Regions from separate parts of the Mus musculus genome. Here region 1 is linked to region 2. A link is a contact called in ENCODE Hi-C or POLR2A ChIA-PET data. All regions are on one chromosome and are shown on one strand. Each heading gives the region's core, a stretch centred on a gene start or an enhancer-like site at or near the end of the contact. The rest is flanking DNA. Distances are from core to core; before and after follow the strand shown.

Evidence for each region. A loop is a pair of places that touch in the nucleus more often than their neighbours do. ChIA-PET counts read pairs that join two places held with the same protein, here RNA polymerase II (POLR2A).
Region 1: POLR2A ChIA-PET joins it to region 2 with 18 read pairs in Patski. The contact joins the promoter of Aacs here to the promoter of Ubc in region 2. A Hi-C loop is called at or near these places in 12 of 37 maps with a recorded cell type or tissue (Patski, adrenal gland, gastrocnemius and 3 more). POLR2A ChIA-PET finds 5 or more read pairs at or near these places in 4 of 5 experiments (Patski and embryonic stem cell).

What each region holds. Positions count from the first base shown.
Region 1 is chr5:125,471,740-125,477,471 of GRCm38, reverse strand. Aacs (acetoacetyl-CoA synthetase) reads right to left here and starts at 1,599. Exons shown (of 18, transcript NM_030210.2): 1 at 1,363-1,599. The coding sequence starts at 1,495.
Region 2 is chr5:125,386,760-125,391,930 of GRCm38, reverse strand. Ubc (ubiquitin C) reads left to right here and starts at 1,914. Exons shown (of 2, transcript NM_019639.4): 1 at 1,914-2,021; 2 at 3,667-5,171. The coding sequence starts at 3,670.

The DNA of each region.
Region 1 (5,732 bases), core at 350-2,849, 86 kb before region 2:
CAGGCAAGCATCTGTCTCCAGGTGAGAGGGATGGGAGGGAAGGTTCGGAGCCCTATTAGGGAAGAAAAAGAACCCTGTGGAAGCTCTACCTCCATCTCCTGGCTCTCCAGCAGCGGGGTGCAGGCGCATAAGCAACAAGGGACTGTGGACAGCCTGGAAGACCAGCAACACAAAAGACCTGCATTTGGAGATTACCCTCCAGCCAGCAAGGGGGTGCACCACGCATAGGGGGCGGGAGAAGGACAGCCAAGTGCTGCTGAGACACTAGGAAGAAGACTCAGAGGGCTGGTGCTCAGGGTGGGAAAAAGAAAAGATTCAGGAAGGATCCGGAGACAGATCCTGGGAGCCAAGACAGACATTGATGCCAACGGAGACAAGGGGATCCCTGCAATTAGAGGGGTAACGGAGGTGAAAATGAAGAAGACAATCAACCAACCAACTCGAACTGAAAACCCCAGGCAAACACCTGAGAAGGGGGGCAGAGCAGGTGGAGGGACTAAGCAAGCCCCATGGATCCCTGGGAACGGCATATGGACAAGAACCTCGCCTGCCAAGGGCCTCTGCCCCACCCATAATCACACAGACCAGGGTGGTGGCTGGAAGCAGGATCTGTTTAGAGCTGGGGTAAGAAAGGACTCTACCTTAATTAACTTTAAAGGAAGGAGGAGGAACGAACTCTGACCTTTTCAGGAACCTGAAATTTCAAGCTGGTCCCTAGCAAAAGGCAGATGGAGGGAGCCTGTCACATGAAACCCGTGAACTCAAAAAGAACTGCAGATAAGGCCCGAAGGAAGCCCCCAACGAATGGAAGTCAAGACCTCAGGAGACATTTCCCAAGCAGGCAAGCCTAGCAAAAGATCGGAGGAACCAGAGGGTGTCTGCCACTTCCAGAGGGTGACTCGCCTGCAGAAAGGGGGCCTCTACAGGCCAGGCGGTGATGCTTCCCAAAACAGTGAAGGAAACATCATCAGAAGACCAGCACCTCCTAGAGGAGGGCCCAGAGCCAGGGGGCTCCCCCAACCCAAAGACAGGGACACTAGCCATCCATCCATCAGAGGCCCACGGCAACATCTAGGAGAACCTCTCTAGAGGGGGACCCCCAAGGCAACGAGGATCCCCCAATCCCTGTGCCATTCATCAAGGTACCTAAGTAGGGAAAGGGAGGGACCTCCCTAGAGGGGTACCCCCAAAGCAGGGGGCTTCCCCGACTGTAAGACAGGAACACTGGTCGGATATCCATCCAACAGAGGCTTATCCCAACAGCTAGCAGGGACCTTCCTAGGGCGGTCCTCCCTGGAGGGAACAGCTTCCGGGAAGGCCCGTGACGGGGGGGGGTGCACTAGCCGCGTGCCCCGTACTCACCAAGCGCCAGGCCGCAGGCGGTACCCACGGCCGCCCGGAAGCGGTCCATCTGCGTGTCCTTCTTGCTGTCAGGCTCCCACATCACCTGGCACTCCATGATCTCCTCGCGCTCGAGCCGCGCCAGCTTGGACATGGTTGCGGAGCTGCGTGGCCGGGGCTGCCGGGCTTTGGCTGAGAGCGGAGAGCGCAAGGCGTGGAGCGGATCAGCGGTGCGCCGACGAACCACAGCGCGAGACTGAACCAGCGCCGGCGCGGCCTGTGGGACATCCGGCCTGGTCACACCCCCAGCAGCCTTCGCCACGCCTCCAGAAAGCCACGCCTCTTGAGACCACGCCCTCTTCTGTAACCCTCCGCCGCGCCGCGCCTGCAAAAGGTGCGCTTGCTGCCAAAAAGAGTGCCTCGCCTGCGCAGGCGCGATAAGCATGTTCCACGCCCTCACTTATTGCACAACTTACCGGGTGTTGCTCTGTTTACTTATTGCCCTCGTTCGTTCGTTCATTCATTCACTTATTCAAATTAAGTTGCTCCTCCAACACTCACTTTAGCTGCGGAGATGTCTTAAGCCTAAAACGCGTGCAGAAGACCTCTAAAATGCGTGTCCGTGTCGCGTGTGCTCACTCACAGGGATGCTGTAGCAGGGATACATGGGGTATATAATGTAACATAAGATACTGAGTGAGTGAGACCTCAAGTCTATCGTCAAGACTGAAAATAAAAGCGTTAAGCACAGGACATTCTGGGGCAAGCCTGAAACCCAGCACTTTAAAGACTAAGACAGGAGGATGACAGTAAGTTCCACTCCAGCATGGACCTCAAAGCAAAACCCTGTAATCGGAATACTTGGGAGGTAGAGGTGGGAGAGGCGTCTGGGCTTTAAGATTATTCTTGTAACAGAGTGAGTTCAAGACTAGCCGGGGCGCCGGGCGTGGTGGCGCACACCTTTCTTTAATCCCAGCACTTGGGAGGCAGAGGCAGGTGGATTTCTGAGTTCGAGGCCAGCAGAGAAACCCTGTCTCGAAAAACCAAAAAAAAAGAAAGAAAAGAAAAGAAAAGAAAAAGACTAGTCCGGGCAAACTTTAAAAAGCCATGTGTTAAAACTAAAAGAAAAGAGAGGGCTAGGGATGTGACTCCATGTTGCTCACAGTGGCTTGCAGGTGACAGAAGGGAGCTTTAGGAAATCTTGCAGGTTTCCGAACAAAGAGAGGAGTCAGTGTCCAGGGCCCCCCAAGCAAGAATACTGTGTCCTGTGGGGTGTGCACGTTCAACTAACTGAAAAGGCCCAGGTCTTTGAAAAGGCCCAGGTCTTTGGTACTATAGCCCTGGAGTAGCAAAGTCAGTGAACGAAACGGTAGCAGCTTAAGTTCGTCCTGGGGGAACATCAGAGATGCTGGCTTTGAATCTGGGGGAGAGCATCAGAAGGTTCCTACAGAGAGAACGCATGCTCAGATCCTACTATGATGAGAACCTTCTGGATGCTAATAGTCTTGTCAGTCCATTTGGTACTTTGCTGTCTACCCAGTGTCTAAAATAACTGAAAACAAGTTAATTTTCTTTCTCTCTTTGTGTGTGTGTGCACATATGCATGTGTGTGCATGGGGGTGGGGGGGCCCACGCTTGCGTTGGTGTGTTTGGAGTTGAGAAGTCAATCATGTCAGAAGTCAATCATGGGTGTCATTCCTCAGTTGACACCCACTTCATTTTTTGTTGTTGGTGGTGGTGGTGATGGTTTTTGTTTGGTTGGTTGGTTTTTTGGGATTGGTTGGTTTTTCTTTTGTGAGACAGGGCCTTCCTATGTATCTTCACTAGCCTGAAATTCACTCTGTAGACCAGGCTGGCCTTGAACTCACAGAGATCTGTGTGCTTCTGCCTTCCAAGTGCTGGGATTAAAACTGTGTGCTACCACCATGCCAGGCTCCCTCATTGTTTTGTTTTGTTGGGGGTGTTTGTTTGTTTGTTTGTTTGTTTTATGTGTATAGGTGCTTTGCCTGAATATATGTTTGTGTAGCATTGGCATTCCTAGTGCCCATGGAGATCAGAAGAGGATTTTGGATATATCTGGAGTTATAGATGGTTGTGAGCCACCATGGGAATGCTGGGAATGAGTCCTGGATCTTCTGGATGGAAGAGCAGCCAGTGCTCTTAACCGCTGAGCTATCTCCCCAGCCTCTCCATTTTTATTTAAGACAGACTCTCTCACCAGTTCAGAGCTCACTGAGTAGATTAGGGTGGTTGACCAATGAGCTTCAGAGATCCACCTGTCTCTTCCTCCCCTCTCCAGTGCGGGGATTACACATGTGTGCCACTGCACCTGGCTGTTTTCACACAGGCTCTGGGGACCAAATTCAGGTCCTCCCTCATGCACAGCAGCCATTAGCCTATCTAGCCATCTTCCCAGCCCAAAAGTTGATGTCTTTTTCTCTTCTTTCTGTTCTGTTTTTTGAGACAGGATTTCTCTATGTAGCCCTGGCTGTCCTAGAACTCACTCTGTAGACCAGGCTGACCTTGAACTCAGAAATCCGCCTGCCTCTGCCTCCCAAGTGCTAGAATTATAGGCATGAACCACCACCATCCATCCGGCTAGGGGTGATTTCTTATGGGTCTAGAACTGGGGTGTAAAAAAAAAAATTCTAGACGGTTCCTCTGGTGTGGGTCTTCCTGCTTTTCCCCAGTTCGTGAGGGAAGCAGTAGGGCAAGAGAACCTGGGCCATGAAGGGAGGAAGAAAGCAAATACAGAACTGAAGCCTGCCGCCTCTTAAGAACCAGCACTAATCTGCTCACACAGGTAGAGGAGCCCTCAGGACCTGCACACCTGGCCTCGCCTCCTACCAGGTGACACTGGGGATTAAGCTTCCAATGTATGAGCCTCCGGACACACGGCAAGTATTCAAGACGTGGAGATGGAGGCTCTTACAAAAGATGGTAGTGATTTGGAGACAGGCAGTTCCAGTCAGTGGATGTGGGCATGGAGGAGAGCTGTCAAGTGCCCCCCCCCCCGTGAGTTGGTGCTGTGTTGTTCTAGGTTGCTGTAATAAACAGAAGGCAACTTGGGGAGGAAACAGACCATTCCATTTGCACTTTTGGGTCACAGTCCATCGCTGAGGGAGTCAGGGCAGAAACTCAAGCAGGAGCAGAGGTTTAAAAAAAGAAACTTTGTGCCAGGCAGTGGTGGTGCACACCTTTAATCCCAGCACTTGGGAAGCAGAGGCAGGCAAATTTCTGACTTCGAGACCAGCCTGGTCTATAGAGTGAGTTCCAGGACAGCCAGGGCTACACAGAGAAACCCTGTCTCAAAAAACCAAAAGGAAGGAAGGAAGGAAGGAAGGAAGGAAAGAAGAGAAGAGAAGAGAAGAGAAGAGAAGAGAAGAGAAGAGAAGAGAAGAGAAGAGAAAGAAAACTTGTTCCTTGCTCCCTAGCCTGTTTCAACCTCATTTCCCCCCCTTTTTGGAAACAGGATTTCTGTAATGTAGCCCTGGGTGTCCTGCAATTTGTCTGTAGACCAGGCTGGCTCAAACTCACAGAAATCCACCTGACTCTGTGTGTTGAGAAACTATGTAAAATACGTGTGGCAGGGACTGGAAAGATGGCTCAGCAGATAAGAGCACTGACTTTTTTTCTGAAGGTCCTGAGTTCAAATCCCAGCAACCACATGGTGGGTCACAACCACCTGTAATGAGATCCGATGCCCTCTTTTGGTGTGTCAGAAGACAGCTACAGTGCAGTTATGTATATTAATCTATAAATCTTTGGACCAGAGTGAGCAGAGGTCCTAAAAATTCAATTCCCGACAACCACATGAAGGCTCACAATCATTTGTACAGCTATGGTGTACTCACATACATAAGCCCTCCTTGCTCCAATCACATCCTTCCTAGCCCAGAGAGGAGGGAGAAGAATCATGGAAGGCTGCAAATTGCCTGGAGATGTGACTCCATTGGCAGAGTGGTTGACTTGTATGCATGAAGGCCTGGGTTTGATGTCCAGCATCACATGAACCCCAGAATGATAATCCACTTCTCTAATATAAGCTGGAGGGAGGCGGAGGCATAAAGATCAGGAGTTCAAGACCAGCCTGGACTATATGAAACCCTGTCTCAAAAATATTAATGGAAAAAAAGGGGGGTTCAAATGTAAAATGAGACAAAAGGACTGGCTGGGGACCTGCCTTGGGAGTAGAGCATCTGCCTAGCATGTGTGAGACCCTGGGTTCAATCCTTAGTACGGGGCACACAAAGTAACAGAACTAGAAAGTGACTTTTTTTTTTCTTAGATTTATTTATTTATATACATGCGTATTTTGTCTACATGGACATCCTCACGTCAGAAGAGAGTTGTGAGCTGCGGTATGGGTGCTGGGAATTGAACTCAGGACC
Region 2 (5,171 bases), core at 665-3,164:
CTTTGCTTCTTCCTCGCCCCTACCCCCACCCCTACTTCTAAAATCAAGGCTGCCTGGCTCTGAATCTTCTAGACTCTGGAAAAAAACCTGATGCCACAAAGCTGGTGACTCAGCCAAGAACCAGGAATCACGAGGCTGAAGCAAAGCGACAGCCAAATATAGCATGGTGTGGCCGGAAGCCAGAATCACTTTAGAACCAACTTCAGTGTTTTCTTCCCTTCCTCAAACTTCTGTCTGAATTCTAGAAAGAACTGACCTGCCCAGAACTCTGCCTCAGAAATCACTGTGGCTTCCCAGAAACCCGGAGAATGACATTTTAATTTTATAGTGGCATATGACCTCGATTCATGGAAAAAAATCACAGAAAATTAAGTCTATTCTGAACAACACCTGCAGTTAAAGTATATTTTGAACAATACCTCTGATCTTGAATGTTTATGAATTCCTAAACCAGGGAGCCAGACAGGCCTGAATTCTCAGCGTCTGGGTGGTAGAGGCAGGAGTATCAACTGCAAGTTAGAACCCAGCCTGATCTATGTCATGAGTCCCAGGGCAGCCAGGGCTACATATAGGAACCCTGTCTCAAAAAAACTCAAAAAATGCTGAGATTAAAGGCATTTAATAGTGTGTGTCCATCTAAGTGTGTGCCACATGTATGTGAAAGTGTCCCTAGGGACATTGGACCCTCCTGAAGCTGGAGTCACAAGCTAGCTGCCTGACAGGGTTGCTGGGTATTGAATTCATGTACTCTGGAAAAAGACCTGTTCCTACTGGGGAGCCATCTCTCCCCATCAGGGATTCAATTCTTACCTTCTAAGGTCTTAGGCCTTACATTTCAAAAACCTGAGCTGGGCAGTGGTGGCGCAGGCCTTTAATCCCAGCACTTTGGAGGCAGAGGCAGGTGGATTTCTGAGTTCGGGGCCAGCCTGGTCTACAAAGTGAGTTCCAGGACAGTCAGGGCTACACAGAGAAACCCTGTCTCAAAAAACCAAAAAAAAAAAAACAAAACAAAACAAAACAAAAAAAACCCTGAATAATTTGATTCGTATAAGTGGGATATATGCTTGCTGTAATCTGAACATTGTACTACACGTGCACATTTGTGCTTTTTTGTTTTTGTGGGGGTTTTTTGTTTGGTTTTTGGTTTTTCAAGTCAAGTGTAGCCCTGGCCATTCTGGAACTTGATCTGTAGACCATACTTGGGAGGCAGAGGCAGGAGGACCTATATAAACTTGAGACCAGCCTGGTCTACATAGCATATTCCAGGACAGGCAGGGCTACACAGAGAAACCCCCATCTGAACAACAAAAATTTAAAAATCAGGGCTTCAGTGGGTTCAGTCTCAGAATATGAACAACAAATATGAACAACATTTGGAAATTTTGACCTTTACTTAGTGACAAGCACATAGAAAACATAGAACCTTCTCGAATCCAAGGACACAAGGTTTAGGAAAAATCTGGAAAGATCAGGTTCTGCTGGGCTTCAGATCTAATGCCAACAGTTTTCAAGAACTGTGTAGACTGTCTGCTTTCCTTGACAAACTCAGATTCGTTTTTCCAAATCGGGGAGAGATTCCCTCCTTCGTATTTTTTTTTTTTAAATTTATTAAAAACCCTTTGTCATTTTCCTTGTTAGGAGATTTGCACAGTCATCCACCCTGTCACTGTGCCAAAACAGTGAGGGCTGGGCATAGTGACCCGCCGGGGATGAGGGGATTGAGGAGGCGAGGTCACCAATGGGATCCCAGTGTGACAGGAGCCAAAGCCCTGGGTCCCCCTAGCGCGGAAAGAAAACAGGGGGGGTGGGGGGTGGTGGCCTGACTAGGGGCGCCAGGCCGCGAAGCCGCAGGGCGCCTGCGCCAAGGCCCGCTCCGGCCTCAGTGATCCCAGCCGTGTTTTCGTGCCGATCGTCTCACGCGCGCTGATCCCTCCGCGGAGTCGCCCGAGGTCACAGCCCTGCCCTCCCACACAAAGCCCCTCAATCTCTGGACGCCACCGTGAAACAACTCCGTGAGAGAGGTACCTTGATAGTTTTAGCCTGTCGCTTTCGCTGCCGAGACTGGACCCGGCGTTACAAAGTAGTCCCTGACCGCATTGCCCGCGGAGGGACCGCGCGGAAGGGGGGGGGCGGGGCTTCGGTGACTATATAAAGAGACGCCGGGCGTGCCGCAGCTAGTTCCGTGGAGACTGCGAGTTCCGTCTGCTGTGTGAGGACTGCCGCCACCACCGCTGGTGAGGAGAAAGCCGCCGCACCCGGTCGGGGACGGGAGGCTGGAGGCGAGACGGGGCGAGAGGCAGCCCCGCGGCCCAGACGTTTGGTTTCCGTGGCCCGCGCGGACCGCGGCTGCCCCGAGGCAGAGGACTGGGCGGCAAGATGGCGGCCAGATGGAAGCCTGAGGGGGAAGACGCGGGGCTCTGACGCGCAGGACGAGGTTGGGGGAGGAAAAAGGCCCGCGAGGCCGCTGCCCTCCGGTTAAGCCGGGGACGTCGGAGACTGTGGGGTGGGGACTGAATTAGGGTTGCGCGCCGTAGGAGCCTCTGCTGTGAGAGCCGTGGATATTGGGCTGGCCCGAGAGGTCGATTGGCCCGGCGTTCGTCCGTTCGTTTGCTGAAAGACGGAAGTGCGATCGAGACCGGAAGGGGGTTGGGCGGCGGTTCAGCCTGCCTGGCCTGCCGCCCCCTGTGACGTCGCGGGTTGCGTGGCCTCCTAATGGATAGTGACGTCACTATCTTGACTTTAGCTTTCCCTCGGTTGTAGGACAGGGTTTGGGTCTCGGCCTCCGGTAGCCTCTCCAGAGTAAACAGGAACCGGAAATTCAGAGGGGAAATGTGAGCCATTCTTGTCCTGTTTCGTTTTAAGAATGTCGCTGTACAACTATGACTACTGAAACTTTTGGGGGGGGGGTTCGAGACGGTTTCTCTATGTAGTCCTGGCTGTCCCGCATCTCACTCTGTAGATCAGGCTGGCCTCGAACCCAGAAATCCTCCTGCCTCTGCCTCCCAAGTGTTGGGACGAAAGGCACCACCATTGTCCTGCGACAAGGGTGTTTTTTTTTAAACTGTCAAAATCTCTGCCTCTACCACCCCATGTGATGAGGTCCAAGGCCAGTACCACCACTCCAGACTAATTTTAATCGTTCAGACAAAAGTTTGGTGTTCTTTTGGGGGAAGGAGAGTTGAGGCAGGATTACACTGTCTCTGGCTGACCTTCCAGTTAGAGATCTGCCCACCTCAGTGTCCCCAGTGCTGAGGTCAGCGATAGGCATGGGCTCAGACTTAGTTTTGCAGTAGTAACTTGCTATATTACCATTCTGAAACTGAATCCGGGACTGCTGTGGTTTCATAACCTCCCAGAGGTCAGGCTTTTCTGCAAACTGTTCAAATAGACAGAAATTGACTTTCAGCTGTTGGTATACTGAAGTCTCCATCCTGTAAATTTGGTAATACAAAAAGACTCACCATGCCGAGGTTTCTTAACTTTGTTAGTCAACAATCTTATTTTCTTGATGGTTTTTCGGGGTGGGGGGATTGGATTCAAGACAGAATCTGTGTAGATAGACCTTGCTATTTAGACTTATAGCATCCAGTTGACAAATGTTGATGCCATCCCACAAATATTTGTGTCATTCCTGACCTGTGAATTGTTTTGTATATTTTGTGACAGACGATGCAGATCTTTGTGAAAACCTTAACTGGTAAGACCATCACCCTGGAGGTCGAGCCCAGTGACACCATTGAGAATGTCAAGGCAAAGATCCAGGACAAGGAGGGCATCCCCCCTGACCAGCAGAGGCTGATCTTTGCAGGCAAGCAGCTGGAAGATGGCCGCACCCTGTCAGACTACAACATCCAGAAAGAGTCCACCCTGCACCTGGTCCTTCGCCTCAGAGGTGGCATGCAGATCTTTGTGAAGACCCTGACAGGCAAGACCATCACCCTGGAGGTCGAGCCCAGTGACACCATAGAGAATGTCAAGGCAAAGATCCAGGACAAGGAGGGCATCCCCCCTGACCAGCAGAGGCTGATCTTTGCAGGCAAGCAGCTGGAAGATGGCCGCACCCTGTCAGACTACAACATCCAGAAAGAGTCCACCCTGCACCTGGTCCTTCGCCTCAGAGGTGGGATGCAGATCTTTGTGAAGACCCTGACAGGCAAGACCATCACCCTGGAGGTCGAGCCCAGTGACACCATAGAGAATGTCAAGGCAAAGATCCAGGACAAGGAGGGCATCCCCCCTGACCAGCAGAGGCTGATCTTTGCAGGCAAGCAGCTGGAAGATGGCCGCACCCTGTCAGACTACAACATCCAGAAAGAGTCCACCCTGCACCTGGTCCTTCGCCTCAGAGGTGGCATGCAGATCTTTGTGAAGACCCTGACAGGCAAGACCATCACCCTGGAGGTCGAGCCCAGTGACACCATTGAGAATGTCAAGGCAAAGATCCAGGACAAGGAGGGCATCCCCCCTGACCAGCAGAGGCTGATCTTTGCAGGCAAGCAGCTGGAAGATGGCCGCACCCTGTCAGACTACAACATCCAGAAAGAGTCCACCCTGCACTTAGTCCTTCGCCTCAGAGGTGGGATGCAGATCTTTGTGAAGACCCTGACAGGCAAAACCATCACCCTGGAGGTCGAGCCCAGTGACACCATTGAGAATGTCAAGGCAAAGATCCAGGACAAGGAGGGCATCCCCCCTGACCAGCAGAGGCTGATCTTTGCAGGCAAGCAGCTGGAAGATGGCCGCACCCTGTCAGACTACAACATCCAGAAAGAGTCCACCCTGCACCTGGTCCTTCGCCTCAGAGGTGGGATGCAGATCTTTGTGAAGACCCTGACAGGCAAGACCATCACCCTGGAGGTCGAGCCCAGTGACACCATAGAGAATGTCAAGGCAAAGATCCAGGACAAGGAGGGCATCCCCCCTGACCAGCAGAGGCTGATCTTTGCAGGCAAGCAGCTGGAAGATGGCCGCACCCTGTCAGACTACAACATCCAGAAAGAGTCCACCCTGCACCTGGTCCTTCGCCTCAGAGGTGGCATGCAGATCTTTGTGAAGACCCTGACAGGCAAGACCATCACCCTGGAGGTCGAGCCCAGTGACACCATAGAGAATGTCAAGGCAAAGATCCAGGACAAGGAGGGCATCCCCCCTGACCAGCAGAGGCTGATCTT